Regions from separate parts of the Homo sapiens genome. Here region 2 is linked to region 1. Evidence: chromatin loops called from intact Hi-C (ENCODE). Cell type or tissue: lower leg skin. All regions are shown on one strand. Each heading gives the region's core, and the rest is flanking DNA. Links, peaks and the distances in the headings are about the cores only.

Region 1 (4,380 bases), core at 162-4,161:
TGGAGCACAGCACCACAAGGAGGGGTTTAGGCCTCCGGATGACTGCGGCAGGCCTAGATAATATCCAGCCTTCCACAAGAAGCTGGTGGAGCAGTGTTCCCTGACTCCTCCAAGGAAAGGAGACTCCCTTTCGCAGTCTGCTAAGTAACGGGCGCCTTCCCAGACACTGGCGTTACCGCTTGACCAAGGAGCCCTCAAGCTGCCCTTATGCACGCGTTGACAGAGGGCTCACCTCTTGCCTTCTAGGTCACTTCTAACAATGTCCCTTCAGCACCTGACCCTCTACCCGCCAGTTATTCCTAGGTTATGTTAGTAACGCAACAAAGAGTAATATTAAAAGCTAATGATTAATAATGTTTATAATAATGATTGATAATTGTCCATGATCATCTCTATATCTAATTTGTATTATGACTATTCTTATTCTAACTATTTTCTTTATTATACTGAAACAGTTTGTGTCTTCAGTCTCTCACCTCGGCACCTGGGTAATCCTCCGCCCACAGTCAATAGGGGTCTGCAGCTGGGGCAAGGTCAGCGGGGATCTGATCAGTGAGACCTAGTCAGGTCTCACTGACTGACTAGGCCCTGGGGGTTGGGGCCTGGCCAGCAAGAGTCCAGTAGTTGGGGCGTGTTTGGCGAGGGTCTCATGGTTGGGGTCTGGCCAGCGGGGGTCCCACAGTTGGGGCCTGGTGAGCAGAGATCTGGCAGTTGCAGCCTCGTCCATGGGGGTCTGGCAGTTGGGGCCTGGTCAGCGGGGTCTTATAGTTGGGGCCTGTTTGGAGGGGGTCCAGCAGTTGGGGCCTGGTCAGAGGGGATACGGCAGCTGGGGGTTATTTGGCAGGGATGCAGCAGCTGGGACCTGGTAGGTGGGGTCTGGCGGTTGGGGCCTGGTCAGTGAGGATCAGATCAGTGCGGTCTAGGCAGTGAGGTCTGGACGCTGGGCCTTCATCTGCATGGGTCTCGCAGTTGGGACCTGGTCAGCAGGGGTCTACCAGTTGGGGCCTGGTTGGCGGAATCAGGCAGTTGGGACCTGGTTGTCGGGGGTCCAACAGTTGGGGCCTGGTCAAAGGGGATCCAGCAGTTGGAACCTGGTCAGCAGGGCTCTGGCAGTTGGGGCCTGGTCATTGGGGTCTGGCAGTTGGGGCCTGGTCAACAGGGGTCCAGGAGCTGAGGCCTGGTTGGTGGGCCGTCTAGCAGTTGAGGCCTGGTCATCTGGGCCCGGCATTTGGGGCCTGATCGGCGGGGATCAGAGCAGTGAGGCCTAGTCAGTGAGGTGTGGATGTGGGGGCCTGGTAAGCAGGGGCCCAGCAGTTGGGGTCTGGTCAGCAGGGGTCTCATAAGAAGAGGCCTGGTTGGCAAGGGTCTGGCAGTTGGGGCTCAGTCAGGAGGGGTCTAGGAGTTGGGGCCCAGTCAGTGGGGTCTGGCAGTTTGGGCTTGATCAGTGCAGTCCAGCAGTTGTTGGGGCCTGGTCAGTGGGGGTCCAGTAGCTGGGACATGGTCAGTGGAGTCCAGCGTCCGGGGCCTGGTTGGCAGGGGTCTGACAGTTGGCGCCTGGTTGGTGGGGATCCCATAGTTGGGGCCTGTCAGCAGGGATCCAGCATTTGGGGCCCAGTCAGTGGGGTTCAGCTTTTGGGGCCTGGTGAGTGGGGTTCAGCATTTGGGGCCTGGCCAGCAGGGGTCCAGCAGTTGTTAGGGCCTGGTCAGCGGGGGTCTGATTAGTGAGATCTATTTGGTGGGGTCCATCAGTTGGGACCTAGTCAGTGAGGGCCGTGAGGGCCTTGTCAGTTGCAGCCTTGTTATTGTGGCCTTTGTCAGTGGTGTCTGATGAGCCAGGGCCTGGTCTGTGGGGCCCAGTCAGCAGGACCTGGTCAGTCCACATCTGGTCAGTGGGACCTGGTCATTGTGGGGGTGGTCAGCTAGGACCTGTTCAGTGGGAGCTTAACCATTGGAAGCCTGGCCAGTGGGATCCTGGGTGATCTCAGGCCACGGGTTAGTCCTCGAAGCCTCCGTGATTGCCTCCATCCATGGGGTGGGGGGTGAGTCACAGCACCCCAGTGGGCTTCTGGGAGGAGGAGGTGAGAGGGTGCATTGCATTGAATCCAGCCCTGCCACACAGACCTGGCACTTTACACACTACGCGAGTCACCCCAAGGGGGAAGCCTGGCTTCTGCCCTCTGCCCTCTGCCCTCTGCCCTTTGCCCTATGTCCCTGCCCCATCTGCATCCCCAGGACCACCCAGCATGGAAAGAGCAGAGGCTGAGGAGCACCTATGGGTGCTCTGATGCTGGCCACAGGCCCGGGGGTGACAGTGACAGGGATCCAGGTGCACACCTGAGTGGAGCAGCCAGGCCCAGCTGGAGGAGAGACGTGTTCACCCACACACATGCATCCTCACATACACAGACAAATTGCACGCATACATGTTGACCATTAAGCGGGCAGAGGACGCTGACCCTGGGCCCTGCTGAGCCAGGTAGGGCCCCGTCATGACAGAGGCTGTGAACCCATGCTGTCACTGTGCCAAGTGCCGCCAGCCTACCTCCGTGTCATGGAGCAGTTGGAGACACAGAGGTGCTGTAAGTGGTTGTGCAGAAAGGACCCTTTTCTGGGTGAGAAGCACATCTCAGCACCGCTGCCTGATCAGACTCAGGAAAGCGTGACCTGCTCTCTTCCCCCCTGCTGACTTGGGGACAGTCACAACCAGGTGGGTGGCAGCTACCCGAGGAGGGTCATCCATGAGCACTCACCGGGTGCCCGTTCTATGCTGACCATGCAAACAGTCGTCTCCTTCATCCTCACGGCGACTCCATGGCGGGGTGGAGGGGTGCTTTCCTCAAATGTACCCACTGAATAGGTGAGACGCCTGAGGTCAGAGGGGCAGTAACTGGCCCAGAGACCCAGACGTGGCCCTGGGCCATGCTCTCAGCCCTGGCCTGTGCCATGCTGAACTCAAGCCTTGACCTCTGTGACCTCCGTGTTCTGGATTGCACATCTGCCTGGGGTTTCTGACCCCAGTGGAGCTGAGCCTCGCCCTAGAAGAGCCCCCAGGATGGAGCCCCTGTGGGTGGGGTGGAGGGTGGTCCTCCGTCCAAGTCTGTGCTCTAAGATGGGTCCCCACAGGGGGAGATCTCATCAACCCAGACTTCGGGTGCAGTCAGTGGGGGTTGCTGTGGAACCCACTGGACATACTGGGTCCCTCGTCTGGGAGTGGGGTGGGGAGCCCTCTATCCTTGGGCAGTTGTGGAAAATGACGGAGGTCCAGAGGGCTGGCCAGAAGGTAATGATCATTCCTCCTTTTCGCCAGGTCTGGGGCTTTTCCCCACGTGGCCCTTTCTCTGCCTGGTCCCCTAGAGGCCTCGCCCTTTCTTTGCCCTGACTGTTCATGGGAGGGGTCCCTCTGGGGTTCTCCAGAACCAAGTCCCCAGAGTTCTCTCATTCTTTCTTGGTGATCCGGAAACACGAGGCCCCTTCCTGTATTGACAGCTCAGAACTGTGGGATCCACCATCCCGCCACCTGAGACATCTCCGTGAGCACAGAGGCTGCTTTGGCCCAAACCAAGCACCCTCCCATTTGGCTGGTATTATTCTTGACGCGGCTTCTCTGGCCAGAAGGAGTGGAGATGGGGGTGAAATGGAGGAGTCACAAGGTGTCTTGTTCCCTGTAGGAAAGTGGGCCTCTTGGTGGTCCCTGAGCGATCTGGGAGGCTGAGCATATGGAGCTCTCTGGTCCCTGACCCCAGTCTGCCTCCAGGTGCCCAGGATAGCGCATCAGGAGCCCCTCACCCTTGGCAGGTGGACGCAGTTCATCCTGTGTGTGCCTGTCTCTGGGCGTCTGGGGACAACAGGCCTCTGTGTCCAGGTCCCCCTGTCAGGTGCAGAGACTCCAGAGACCCCAGCAGGCATGGGGCCACTGGGTCTTCACCCAGGGCTGTGGTGGCATGGGGCTCACCCGGCCGGCGGTGTCTCAGAGCCCCCGGGAGCGGTTCAGATGTTCTCTGAAGCGCTCAGGTGCAGCGTTGCCTTTGGGCGATGTTGTCTCACAGGATGGACGTGGAGGAAGACGTGGCTACCCTACTTGCACAGGAGCAGGGGGCATCATTGCCCAGTGTGAGCAGGTACAGGTCGGGCTGCTCCCTCGAGAGAGGTGGGGCCTCGCCTCTCCCACTGTGCCCTGGTGGGAGGATCCTGGGCTCCCTTAGGAAGCAGGGTGGGAGCTGGTTGCCCATGCCTTTGTGCCCCCACAGCCCTTCACCTCAGCCCCCTCACTCTGGACCCCTCTGGGTCCCAGGGACGCTGTAGGGCCCAAGGATGTGGACAGCTTACAAAGTTACCGATCGCCTCGAGATTCTGCAGTGAGTCCTCTGTCCCTGCTGCCCG
Region 2 (4,380 bases), core at 1-4,000, 740 kb before region 1:
TCTGCCTGGACCAAGAACGTCCTGGCCACTCTCCAGCCTGCACTTCAGAGACTGACCTTGAACTCCCAAACCCCATGGCCTAACCAATCACCCATACTTGTCTGTCCCGCTGGCCAGCACTGTTCCCTCAACCTCAACTGGGATGCTGCTGCTTCTCGGCAATCTCAAGTCCCCCAGCCCTTCCTTCTCCTGTCTTCACCTTCTCAGCCCTCCCTGCTTCAGTTCCCACTGCGTTTTCTTGTAACAAGCTGACCCCTCTGCTATTCTGGCACTGATGCGTTTCCCTTCAAAGCCAAGCTTCTTGAAATGGTGGCTTCACATCCTCACCTTCTCATTCACACCGTCGCAATCTGGTTTCTACTTCTGTGTCACGTCTTCCTAAGGTCACCAATGCCCTCCTAAAGGTCAACAGGATGATCAGGTCGGAATCCTCATCTCTTTGACCTCCCTGTAGCTTCTGATGTTGGAATCTGGGGAAATGCTCTCTTCTGTAGGCCTTCTGCCTTCCCTCCAACCCCTAAGGGCCTCACAACGCTCTGGGTTCCACTCCAGTCCCCAGTTCCTTCTCTCCTGGTTCTGTGCATCTGCTCTGAGAATTTCACTCTCAACTATGGACCCTGTCCAGCCCAGCTAGAGATTGGTGCAGTGAGCTCCCCCAACAGTCTCCCTCCCGCAGGCCAACACAGCTGACTGCCTCCACTCCTCATCTTGGTCAATGGAGAGCGTGGCGCCTCTTCTGCCTCCATACCTTTCCTGAGCCATTTCAAGACCCAGACACGTACTGCCCTGTTCTGATTATCTTCCCCCGAGTGCTTGACACGTATTCAGTGAAGCAATAGCACCAGACAGTTCTTACAGACACAATGACTTTAAACTTGGGAGTAAGGATGCCTGGCAGAGGCTAAGGCCGCTCCTACACACCAGTGGCTCTGGTGTGCACACACCAGTGGCTCTGGTGTGCACACACCAGTCTGGGTCAGTGGCTGCAACCACCTAATGCACTTGCCAGGGGGTGTACAGGACTTGGCAAACAGCAAAGGACAATTTAAAGACAATTAGTCTTTGGTGCTTTAAAGAAAAAAAAACTGAAGCATTTATTCCATCTGCTCCCTGAGGTTCAGCTGGAGATACAGGTTTGCTTGCAGAACAGTTTGCTAGGGACATGGGCATATGGAAAACTCTCCAGGGAAAGAGAAGAGGGGCGGGCTCACAAAAGCACAAGAGCAAGTGTGCTGTAGCCAGAGGGAGGGAGGGCAACACCACCTGTGCAGCTGCAGCCACAGCCACCTTTCTCCAACTGGGGACGCCTCCATGTACTTGCACTCCCTGCGAGGTAATCCCACTATCTTTCCCCACCGTGTGCTCCGGGTGACAGTGACGATGATGCTAGGTGACCACTACTGCAGCAAGCCAATTCCCCTCTAGCATAGTTTGATCAACTACGTCTACTTATCCTTGATCAACTATGTCCACACCTGAGAAATGAAGGGGCTAGGATGGCCAAGTGCTCTGACTTCAACTCACCATGGAACTGGAAGTAGATCTGTGGGCCTTCCTTTCTCCCACTGCTTCAACCTCTACACAATTTTCCCCAGGATTCCAATATCTAAGAAACCAGTTATTGTTAAGCCAATTAGCTCATTCTTTCTCCCTGATTTCAACTGATCAGAACTGCTGAAACCACTCACTCAAGGGCCCTGCAGCTCTCACCATGATTCCAAATGCATCTCCTACCCTCCCCCCAGGAACTGCCCTGACCAGGAGACATGCAGGAGACGACCTCCAGGACGGCCACCCTGGGCCCTGCCCACACTACTCACAGGGAGGTTCAGCTTGACGGCATCCACAGGCTGCTGGAAAGGCCATGCAAACTGGTGTTTCCATAGTGTCTTGAGCACCACTCTGAGCAGGTATTGCAGTTGGTTGGTCTGCCTCTTGGGCTTGTTAGGGTTGGAGGTCTCTGGGGGCGGGGGGTTGGTGCTGGCTGCGTTGGCTGGCTGGGGTTGGGCCTGGGCCTGTGTTGTAGACATTTGGGAAGTTTCTAGTCCATCCCCCATTACTGGCAGATTTCTCAATCTCGTCCCAGGGCCGCTCTCCGCAGACATGCTAGTGATCCCATCACATTCTTCACCAGGCACTCTACAAAGGAAGAGAAGAGCCCCCGTGAGATATCAGTCAGCAGATGGGCACCGCTCAGAATGACAAGTCCCTCTGGCTGTGGTCTCCAAGGACTGAGTTCCCTGGCGGTAGCTAGCCAAGTTGGCCAGAGGGACCACCCCATGCTTTGACTGAAAGGGTTCCAATGTCTCCTCTCCCCAAAGACTTACCCTCCAGCAGGGAGGAGACCACAAACCAACAGAGGAGGCAGAGTGAGGTGGTGAGAGCCCACTAGGAGCCAGCAAAGGCTCTGGGAACTATGAAGGTCATGGGGAAGGATGTACAATGAAGCCACGTCTCACAAACCTGCACATCCCTTTTCCCACCTGTGAGTTTTTAGGAGATGCTGCCTGTGTGTGGAAGGGGATGATGTGCAGGCTCCCACATATGACATTTACATTAAAACTCCTTGCATTTATCACACACAAAGCATCGAGCAAAGTCAATCATTTCATTTGGTGGGCCAGGCAAGGAGAAGCAGGAAGGCTGGGTCTGCCCACCCATGGATGGCCCACCCAGTCCACTGCCAAGTGCTCAGGGCAAAGCCACAAACCTACTAAGAATATTTTCTTGGTAACTTAAATAATGCAGGTCTGCTGAGGAAAGAATCTGCATGTTTACTGCCGATAAAATAAAAATGAATCCATACTAGACCTACCATTTTCTTTTTTTTTTTTTTTTTTCATCTCTAGTAATAAACCTAAGAACTCAGTGGAGATATCATTCTGGGATGAACTTTTAGTGGGTTCAGAAGCAGCTTTATGCCTAGCACACACTAGGCACCCTAGCTGCCAGTGAATTACTTTGTGTAATTTATTTAAACCAGGATTACACAAACTTTTTTTGTAAATGCAGTTCTGGCAAATAATCCTATTTTAAAAGCTCCAAACGGAGAATTTGCTACATAAAGCAACTCCATGGACTAGGCTGTGGAGATAGGAGGCCAGTGAGATAGGAGAAGACACAGGGACAAATGACACAAGCCACATATCAGCTTGCTGGGAACCTTGGGTCCAGTGTACCAGTCTTGGTCCAGACACAGATAGATTACAGGACACACCAAGTGACTGGACACAAGTATTGGTAGAAGGACAGCATCACAGACAAGGAAACAAGTCAGTGGGGTTTAAACCCCACTCACATGTGGAGTAGGCTGGAGAGGGCTTCCATGCAGCAGGACCAGCAAGTCCAAAGTGACCAATGGGGACAAGTGTGATGGGGTCAAGGGGAGGGGAGGCCTAAAGGCACTGTGGAAGCCTGGATCCCAAGATGGAGGGTACAAAGAGTGAGGCCAAGGAATGCCATTCAGTTTGGTTTCTATGATTAGATTTCTCCTAGAAAGCAGCTCCAGAAACATATAGCTGATGCTGCGCACCAAGCACACGCCAGGTAAGTGATGGCAGGCAGGGGCAGGAGCAGCCCAGCCACAAGGACACAGGCGGCCAGGGTGCAGAGCCAAGCTGTCCCAAAAGGAAGCAGACCCTATAAATTTTCCATTAAGTAATGACATTCTGGAAATCTCTAAGCAATGCCCTTGAGGCAAGATGAGGCCAAGGACTTCTAGAACTTCTGGGCTGGGCCATGCTTGTCTCTTTCCAAAAAGACTTGCAGCAAAGCCAAGGGACAAAAACTCATGTGTGCTCTAGGCCAGTGACCACTCTTCTTCACCTTCTCACCAGGCCTAGATAGGCCCTTGAGCCGAGGAAGCTGAATTTTCCTTTTTTTTTTTTTTTGGAGACAGGGTCTGTCGCCCAGGCAGTGCAGTGGTGCAATCTTGGCTCACTGCAACCTCTGCCTTCCAGGGTCAAGTGATTCTCCCACCTCAGCCTCCCCAGTAGCTAGGATTACAGGCGTGTGCCACCATGGCTGGCTAATATTTGTATTTTTAGTGGAGATGGGGTTTCACCATGTTGGCCAGGCTGGTCTCAAACTCCTGACCTCAGGTGATCCACCTGCCTCGGCCTCCCAAATTGCTGGGGTTACAGGCGTGAGCCACCATGCCCGGACAGAAGCTGAATTTTCTGTTCACAAGAGGAAAAAAACAGTTTTCTACAGAAAACCTGACTCTTGAACCTTGCCTCATTTGGTGTTTTAAGCCATTGCAAAAGCCAAAACACCCCTCCCTAGCCAGCCAGCTCACAAGTGATGCACAGTAACAGTTAAATCCTCAAAAATGCTAACATTGCTTCTGGCCTCATCCCCACTTTACAGATAGGGAAACCA

What was found. Hi-C counts contacts between places; a loop is a spot of excess contacts. Peaks named below come from ENCODE experiments on the same cell type or tissue, not always from the same donor. Only the 100,000 strongest peaks of a DNase experiment are listed, where the experiment ranks them.
Region 2: it touches region 1 in a loop (8-fold over the local background); 1 of 110 quality-filtered maps calls a loop at or near these places.

What each region holds. Positions count from the first base shown.
Region 1 is chr19:16,014,495-16,018,874 of GRCh38, forward strand. It overlaps LINC00661 (long intergenic non-protein coding RNA 661), which reads left to right and starts at 1,140. Exons shown (of 9, transcript NR_026828.1): 1 at 1,140-1,295; 2 at 4,047-4,118. LOC105372291 (a long non-coding RNA gene) reads right to left here and starts at 562. Exons shown (of 2, transcript XR_936355.1): 1 at 477-562. In lower leg skin, for the core only: no CTCF peak of the experiment used is centred there; DNase peaks (open chromatin) are centred at 1,064, 1,954, 2,452 and 3,977.
Region 2 is chr19:15,270,995-15,275,374 of GRCh38, forward strand. BRD4 (bromodomain containing 4) reads right to left here. Exons shown (of 20, transcript NM_001379291.1): 2 at 1,821-2,139. The coding sequence starts at 2,105. Among named protein-coding and RNA genes, the nearest start is that of EPHX3, 41 kb to the left of the region's middle. RefSeq lists an enhancer at 3,482-3,981. In lower leg skin, for the core only: no CTCF peak of the experiment used is centred there; no DNase peak of the experiment used is centred there.